Linked DNA regions of Homo sapiens: region 2 is linked to region 1. Evidence: read pairs that join two places in POLR2A ChIA-PET (ENCODE). Cell type or tissue: OCI-LY7. All regions are shown on one strand. Links, peaks and the distances in the headings refer to the core of each region. The heading gives the core; the rest is flanking DNA. Region 1 overlaps PARP1 (poly(ADP-ribose) polymerase 1). Region 2 has its middle 32 kb from the start of PARP1.

Region 1 (4,390 bases), core at 262-4,261:
AGAGCGGGGCCACTGGGATTCCAGGAATTTCGCAGACAGCCTAGGTGACCACAGGAAGGTCAAGGGAATATGAAGTGGCACCCAGCAGGTCCGAAGCCCCACGCCTGCTTCTCGCTGTGACATGGACTTCACCAAGTTGTACAACTTCCATCTGTGCTGCCCAGGTGGCTCTGGCAATGGGTAAGGATGCTATTCCAGCTCTTCTTCCTGAAGACTATTGCATGGGAAGAAGCTGGGGCCGAGGAAAGCCTTGTAAGTTCTCAGTCAGTAAGGAACAAGGAGAGAGGTTCACTGCTCAGAGCCAGCTGTAACTGAAGTTGACAGATCCGGTTCAGCGCCTTTTCTCCAGCACCAGCCAGAAAGCCCGCTGCCTGGGCCCACTTCTGCTTCCTGTGTGCTTTCCTTCTTTCTACAGGCCAGGCCTGCACCCACCCACAAATATAAGCGGAACCCTCCAGCCCCTCCAGGATGTAGCTGGAAGGCTCCGGGACTGGTAGACCTTGAAAGATGCTCAAAGAATGTTGAAATAACATGAATGAAAGAGGCTTCCATTTGATGACTTCCTAGTAACTGCAAAATAAACTCTGCCTAACTCTTAAGGACACATAAAATAAAAACCACAACACAGGTGACCCTTGAACAATCGATTTGAAGTATGCGGGTCCACTTATACACAGATGTTTTCAATAAATACAGTTAGCTCTCTACACCTGTGGGCTCTGCAGTTGAGAATTCAACCAAACTCAGATAAAAAATATAGTATTCTCAGGCCAGGTGTGGTGGCTCATGCCTGTAATCCCAGCACTTTGGGAGGCTGAGGCAGGCGGATCACTTGAACCCAGGAGTTTGAGACCAGTCTGGCCAACATAGTGAAACCCCACCTCTACTAAAAATACAAAAAAATTAGCCGGGTGTGGTGGCCCATGCTTGCAACCCCAGCTACTTGGGAGTCTGAGGCACGAGAACCGCTTGAACCTGGGGATGGAGGTTGCAGTGAGCTGAGATTGTGACACTGCACTCCAGCCTGGGGGACAGAGCAAGACTCTGTCTCAAAAAAGAAAAAGAAAGAAAAATCCCACCAAAAAAAAAAAAAAAAAATCTCAGGATGCGAGACCCACAGATGTGCAGGGCCAACTTTTCTCCTCCATGGGTTCTGCAGGGCACTCTAGGACTTGAGCATGAGTGAATTTTAGTAACCCCGAGGGAGTCCTGGAACCAATCCCCGAGGATACAGAGGGATGACTTCACTTTTAACAGAGAGGGTAACCAACGTCTTCAAGTTTATGGTCAGTTTACTAAGTATCTGACAACTGAAAAATGTTGCTCTTCATTAGTTTTGTGATAAACTTTTGTAAGTAGCAGGCACTTGTCATTTATTGAACTGAAAAAAATCGAAACCCTCGTGAAGTGCAGTTCAGTACTTCCAGTTTCTTAACCTTGAGTAAATGTTACCCCTGCCACCCCCAGGTCTCACCCCCTAAGTCGGCCAGAGGAGGGTTCCAGGAGGCCCCTGGTAGCCCTGTGCTTACCTGCTGGACCTCACTGAGGATGGAGTATGCGGCCTGGATCTGCCTTTTGCTCAGCTTCCCCAAGGGCATCTTCTGAAGGTCGATCTGAGGAGACAGGGGATTTCGCTCTGAAAGCTGGGCACTGTGCAGTGTGATCGCAGGAGAGCTGGACCGGGCAGCCCACCCTCAGGCCCCCAACAGGAGCAGTCAGGAGCCTGCTGGGATTTCCTGAGGACACCAGTGACCCAAATCCAGAGTCTGTAGCCCCACCCCACCATGAGGGATGGCAGTGTGTCTGAAGATTCTTGCTCACTTCCTTTACGGCTGGGCTTAGCCAACCATGTCTCCTCTGCCCCTATGCCCAGTTTCAAACAGTCCAGCACGTCTGGACGAAGATATAGCATAATTCCCATCCAATTCTGATGTGCAGATGAGGGCTCATAAATCATGCTGACCACCCCACCCAGCGGCCTTCCCTGGGGTCCCAGAGCCAAGGCAGTTAGTTAAGTGCACCCCTGGGTTCCCACCTGGAAAAGAACCAAGAGTTTTCAAGTGTTGAACACTATTTTTAAAAAGGACACACTCCTGAACTTATGGACTTACATTCAAATCAATGCTGTCCCTTTCAGATCAGTCACCTCCAACAAATATTGCTACTGCTCATATCTTGGGAACTGCCTGCCATCAAGAGAAGCTGCAGTGGAAGAAGCATGAGATCTGCAGCCTTCATTTTCCATTTGTTAAGTGGGGCCACCTTCCTTAAAAGGCACTCACTCCCTTTTGCGAGCAGCCCTGCCTATTTGGCTCAGCCCCTGCGTGGAGACACCTGTGTACCAATGGGCCCCACACTCTGTATCCTGAGACATCGTCTCTGGGGCTTTGCCAATAGACCCTTCTGAGCTCCCTGGGGGCCGTGACTGCGCCTTTCCATTTCTGCATGTCCAGCACTTCCTGCAGTGCTTGGAACAAAGAACTGAACAAGAATCTTAGAAATGGAACTGCTATGGTGATAAAATTAAATAAAAGGATGTGAAAAGTGCTCACAGCTCATCAGACACCTACCAGGAGCCAACAGCTTCTAATAACATCCACAAGCCCTGGCATGGGCTTCCCTGTACCCTCAACACTGCAAACTCCATCCTAAGGGAAGATCTGATTTCTGGCAAGAATTAAGTAGCCGGAGCCACATCTGGGGAAGAAGGTGGATAATCTATTTCAAGCCAAGAACAAGGTACAATAAAAGAACAGAGTGACTTTGGTATGGACCCTCAATCAGCTCTGAAAGCAATTCTCAAGAAGGAATCCCAAAAGAAGTTCTGACGGCAGAGCATGGCCAGAGTGAGGGCAGAGCTCTGAAGGGCGCGACATTTTCCACGCTGTATAATTCTGGTGTTTATGTAAAAAAAAGAAAATACCTAGTTTCCCTAATTGTACACCCCTCAAAACATACGCACAGACTAAAAATAAGAGGTGGGCTCCATCCACACAGGCCGCCCTCACTACTGGAAAAGAAACTCAGGCACAGCGCTGGACAGCGGGCTGGGAGCAGTGGCTCCACAGCTGCCCAGTTGAGAGAGAAACAGAAAAGTGGGAGAAACACCTTGGCACTGGGGACCCACGAGCCCCAGCTGCAGCCAGGAGGAGGCTTCTAGGGCTGCAGCCTGGAACCCTGCCCCCTGCCATGTGTCGTGACTGCCCGGAACCCATTCCCTTCTGGACTCAGGATGTGCCCTCCTCACAGGGAGAGTCAGGTTCCCCTGGTGCTGGGGATGAAGCCCCGAGGGCCACTGTGTCTACTTCTCCACATGGTTACCCCAATCCCACGTGGACCCCGCTGAGGTCAGGAGTGGGCACCCCGCTTTCCACACACTTCCAGCTAGCTGCCTTTTAGCTTGTTTCAGCAAGCAGCGCCCCTGTCCCTTTTCTTCCTGCTAAACTAGTTACCTGTCCAGTGAAAAACATTAAAATGTCATTTCAGGCTGGGGGCCATGGCTCATGCCTGTAATCCCAGCACTTTGGGAGGCTGAGGCAGGTGGATCATCTGAGGTTAGGAGTTCAAGACCAGCCTGGCCAAAATGGTGAAACCCCATCTCTACTAAAAATAAAAAAACAATTAGCCAGGCACAGTCGTGCACGCCTGTAGTCCCAGCTACTCGGGAGGCTGAGGCAGGAGAATCGCTTGAACCCAGGAGGCAGAGGTTACAATGAGCCGAGATCGTGCATTGCACTCCAGCCCAGGCGAAGAGAGTGAAACTCCGTCTCAAACCAAACCAAACCAAACCAAACACAAAACAACAACAAAAACAACATTTCACAGGAAAGGACTTGGGTTTGAGAATAGCTGAGAACGTCTATGAATCACAGATAGACCAAGGTGTGGGAGACTGGAAATGAAGTGCAGGACTTCAAAACGTGAATGAAACGAGCCCCTCTTCTCCCTTACCGTAGCACCTCTCAACCTTTCCCTCCACCTCCGTCCCTCATTCTCAGTGAGCCCACCCATAAGTTGTTCACACTAGTGACCTCATAAACAAAAGTCAGATCACACAGCGATTTCAACAAGCACAGCGAACAAGCCCTGGCCATTTTTTAAACCCGTTAGAGGATGTAACTCAACACTCCACTCTACAACAGCACAGGCGTGAGCATTCCTGCCAGGCTGAGCTCTTGGCAGGGAGATACGGGGTTGGCCCTGATGTCCATGCGGCTTAGGCTGCCAGTGGTTTATACTGCCCAGTTTTGACCCCCTGTCCTCCCAGCTCTAAGGCAGGCCAGGAGGTTCTAGGAGGAAGGACTTGGGAAGACAGCAGAACGTGAGCGTGAAGGGAGCAACCCCATGGAGAAGGGTGGAATGCTTAAGGCTGATCTGAGACTCTTAACCT
Region 2 (4,390 bases), core at 319-4,318, 70 kb after region 1:
CAAAGAGTTTTGAATCAATCAAGGTATAGAACGTTTCCATCACCCCAAAAGATTGACTTGTGCCCCTGCCCAATCAACACCCTTCCCATCCTGTCGGGAGAAACCACTACTGTGATTTTTATCACTATAAGTCAGTTTTGCTTTTGGCTCTCTCAGCTCTTTTGGCTCTCTGAGCAGCACCATGGCAGTTGGCAAGAATAAGCACCTTAAGAAAGGTGGCAAACAGGGGGCCAGGAAGAAAGTGGTTGATCCATTTTCTAAGAAAGATTGGTATGATGTGAAAGCACCTGCTATGTTCACAAGAAATATTGGAGAGATGCTAGTCACCAGGACTGAAGGAACCCAAATGTATCAGATGGCCTCAAGGGTTGTGTGTTTGAAGTGAGTCTTGCTGATTTGCAGAATGATGATGTTGTATTTAGAAAATTCAAGCTGATTACTGAAGATGTTCAGGGCAAAAACTGCCTGACTAACTTCCATGGCATGGATCTGACCTGTGACAAAATGTGCTCCATGGTCAAAAAATGGCAGACAATGATTGAAGCTCCTGTCAATGTCAAGACTACCAACGGTTACGTGCTTCGTCTGTTCTGTGTTGGTTTTGCTAAGAAACACAACAATCCGATATGGAAGACCTCTTATGCTCAGCATCAACAAGTCCGCCAAATCCGGAAGAAGATTTTGGAAATCATGACCTGAGAGGCGCAGACAAATGACCTGAAAGAAGTGGTCAATAAATTGATTGCAGACAGCATTGGAAAAGACATAAAAAGGCTTGCCAATCTGTTTGTCCTCTCCATGATGTCTTCATTAGCAAAGTAAAAATGCTGAAGAAGCCCAAGTCTGAACTGGGAAAACTCATGGAGCTTCATGGTGAAGGTAGCAGTTCTGGAAAAGCCACTGGGGACGAGACAGGTGCTAAAGTTGAACGAGCTGATGGATATGAACCACGGTCCTTGAATCTGTTTGAAGTTAGGACTTACAATAGTGGCAAATAAAAAAGTCTTATTTGTGAAAGAAAATTAGTTTTGCCTGTTTCAGAATTCACAGAAATGGAATCAAATAATGTGTACTCTTTTCTGACCAGCTTCTTTTGCTCAGCATGTTTTTGAGATTCACCCATGATGTTGCATTCCTTTTTATTGCAGAGTAGTATTCCATTGAATATTCAAATATACCACACCTTTTGGGTTTGTTTTTCATTCATATGTTGATGTTCATTTTTTCCTATAAACTTTATAATCAGTTTGTCTGGTTAAAAAAATGGTGTTTGTAATAGACTGCATCCCCTTTATCAAGTAAATTATGGAGAACTGAAGTTTTTATTATGTTGAGTCTTCCTCTCCAAAAACATGGTATATTTATTCCCTTTGTTCCAGCCTTCCTTTATGTTCCTCAGTGTGTTTTAAAGCTTTACCCAATTCTGGTTATAGTCATTCCTAATTGTTAGCAGGTGGCAGGTTTGGCTTTTTTCCCCAATTTTCCTTGCTTAAATTTAGAAAAAAAATTGAATATGTATACTTTTATTTTTTATTTTATTGTATTGTATTTTTTGAGATGGAGTCTTGCTCTTTCTCTCAGGCTGGAGTGCAGTGACGTGATCTCAGCTCACTGCAACTTCCATCTCCTGGGTTCAGGTGACTCTCCTGCCTCAGCCTCCCAAGTAGCTGGGGCTGCAGGAGCACACCACCATGCCCAGATAATTTTTGTATTTTTACAAAAATACAAATTTGATGGATATATAATTTCCAGCTTGGGACTATTATGGATAAAGCAGTTATGAACAATAATGTACAAATATTTTTGTGTTTATATGCTTTCATGTGTCTTCAGTAATTTCCAAGAAGTGAAATTTCTGAGTAATATGATACAATGTATGTTTAACTTGGTAAGAAACTAGCCATCTGCTTTCCAAAGTGGTTGTACCATTTTATCCTCCCATCAGCAAAGTACAAAAGTTCAATAGTCACATATCCTTATCAATACTTGATATTGTTATTATTTTATATTTTGGTCATTGTAGAAGATATGTGGTGGTATCTAATCATAGATTTAATGTGCATTTCCATGATGATTAATGATGTTGAACATATTTTCAAGTACTTATTGGCTATTCCTAATCTTTGGTTTGTTTGTTTGTTTGTTTTCTTTATGAGACAAGGTCTCTCTTCCAGGCTGGAGTGCAGAGACTGGTGCAATCATAGCTCACTGCAGCCTGGAACTTCTGGGCTCAAATGATCTTCCCACCTCGGCCTCCCAAGTAGCTAGAACTACAGGTGACTGCCACCATGCCTGACTAGTTTTTTAATTTTTTGTAGAGACAGGGTCTTGCTACATTGCCCAGGCTGGTCTCGGACTCTTGGCCTCAAGTGATTCTCCCATCTTAACCTCCCGAAGTGCTGGGGTTACAGACGTGAGCCACTGCACCCAGCTCTCTTCTTAATCTTTTGCGGAGTGTCTTGTCAAATCTCTTCCCCATTTTGTATTGAGTTATTTGTCTTTTTAATACTGGGTTATTGGAGTTCCTTATATAACTCTCAGTGAAGTTTTAATTTGCCTTCTTTTGTGATGTATGACATTGAGCATCTTTTCACATGCCTAAGAGCCGTTTGTATTTTCCTTCCTGTGAACTGTCTATTCATATCCTTTGCCTCTATTTCTATTGAGTTGTTAGTCTTTGTCTTACTGATTTCTAGAAAGTCTTTATACATTAGAAAGGTTAACCCTTTGTCTGAGATAGGAATTGCAATTATTTTCCCCAGTTGCTTGTTCACTTTTGACTTAGCTTATTGATGCTCTTTGCCATGCAGAGGTTTTAATTTTTATGTATTTGAACTTATCAATCTTCTGTGGCTCCTGAATTTCTGAGTCATGGGTCTTCCTTATTCCAGGATTCAAAGAGATTCTATCATGCTTTATTCTATCATGTCTTCTCTCATGTCTTAGCCCAGATTACCTAGAAAACAGATCTTTTTTTTTTGTTTTTTTGTTTGTTTTTTTTTTGAAATGGAGTCTTGTTCTGTGGCCTAGGCTGGAGGGCAGTGGTGTGATCTCAGCTCACTGCAACCTCCGCCTCCCGGGTTCAAGCGATTCTCCTGCCTCAGCCTCCTGAGTAGCTGGGATTACAGGTGCATGACACCACGCCAGGCTAGTTTTTTGTATTTTTGGTAGAGATGGGGTTTCACATGTTGGCCAGGCTGGTCTCTAACTCCTGAGCTCAGGTGATCCACCCACCTCGACCTCCCAAAGTGCTGAGATTGCATGTGTGAGCCACCACGCCCAGCCGGAGAACAGATCTTAAAGCAAAGCAATAGAGAGATGAAATTACAGTGAAGCAAGAGAGAGTAAAAGGGGATGGAGAAGGCGAGGCAGGAAGGCACATGCAAGGTGGCTGGCCAGGCTTCACAAGAAACAGCAGGATGCTTCCAAACAGTTCTTTGGCCACAGGGGGAGGAAAGGAGGGGCGTTATCCATTGTTTCCTTCTATCTCTTTTCTACCATTGGTCCGAGCTTGTCCTGAGGCTGCTACTGCTCTGCCCTTCAGGTATGGGCGTGTTTCCCAGTTCCATTTACTGACAAGTTCCTCTTCTCCATTGATTTGAAAGGTCTCTTTTGTTATACACAACATTTCTATTTTTTAATTTTCTATTTAAAATTTTCTTTTCTATTCCATTGGTCTTTCTCTTCAAGCTGTTTTATTTATTTATTTATTTATTGAAATGGAGTCTTGCTCTGTTGCCCAGGCTGGAGTGCAGTGGCATGATCTCGGCACACTGCAACCTCCACCTCCTGGATTCAAGCAATTCTCCTGCCTCAGCCTCCTGAGTAGCTGGGACTACAGGTTTCTGCCACCACACCCGGCTAATTTTTGTATTTTGGGTAGAGATGGGGTTTCACTGTGTTGGCCAGGCTGGTCTTGAACTCCTGACCTCAAGTGATCCACCTGTCTTGGCCTCCCAAAGTGCTGGGATTACAGGCGTGAGCCACTGTGCCAGACCCCAAGCTGTTTTAATTATTGAAATTTTGGAATATGTTTTAGTATCTGGTAGGCCTCGTTCCTCATCTTCTTTATCAGTATTTTCTTAGGTATTCTTATTCATTTTTTCATAAACTTTATAAACAGTTTGTCTGGTTAAAAAAATGGTGTTTTTAACAGACTGCATCACCTTTATAAATTAAATTATGGAGAACTGAAGCTTTTAGTATGTTGAGTCTTCCTCTCCAAAAACATGGTATATTTATTCCCTTTGTTCCAGCCTGCCTTTGCGTTCCTCAGTCGTTTCAAGGCGTTTTAAGGCTTTACCTGATTCTTGTTATAGTCATTCCTCGTGTTAGCAGGTGGTAGGATTGACTTTTTCCCCCAATTTTCTTTGCTTGAATTTAGAAAAAT

Evidence for each region. Peaks named below come from ENCODE experiments on the same cell type or tissue, not always from the same donor. Only the 100,000 strongest peaks of a DNase experiment are listed, where the experiment ranks them.
Region 2: POLR2A ChIA-PET joins it to region 1 with 5 read pairs; 1 of 35 experiments calls an interaction of 5 or more read pairs at or near these places.

What each region holds. Positions count from the first base shown.
Region 1 is chr1:226,368,905-226,373,294 of GRCh38, forward strand. It overlaps PARP1 (poly(ADP-ribose) polymerase 1), which reads right to left. Exons shown (of 23, transcript NM_001618.4): 15 at 1,530-1,613. Among named protein-coding and RNA genes, the nearest start is that of PARP1, 37 kb to the right of the region's middle. RefSeq lists enhancers at 1,506-1,665, 2,416-2,475, 2,496-2,565. In OCI-LY7, for the core only: no CTCF peak of the experiment used is centred there; DNase peaks (open chromatin) are centred at 387, 1,817 and 2,367; H3K4me3 peaks cover 2,932 bases; H3K27ac peaks cover 4,000 bases.
Region 2 is chr1:226,438,380-226,442,769 of GRCh38, forward strand. It overlaps the pseudogene RPS3AP7. Among named protein-coding and RNA genes, the nearest start is that of PARP1, 32 kb to the left of the region's middle. In OCI-LY7, for the core only: no CTCF peak of the experiment used is centred there; no DNase peak of the experiment used is centred there; H3K27ac peaks cover 22 bases.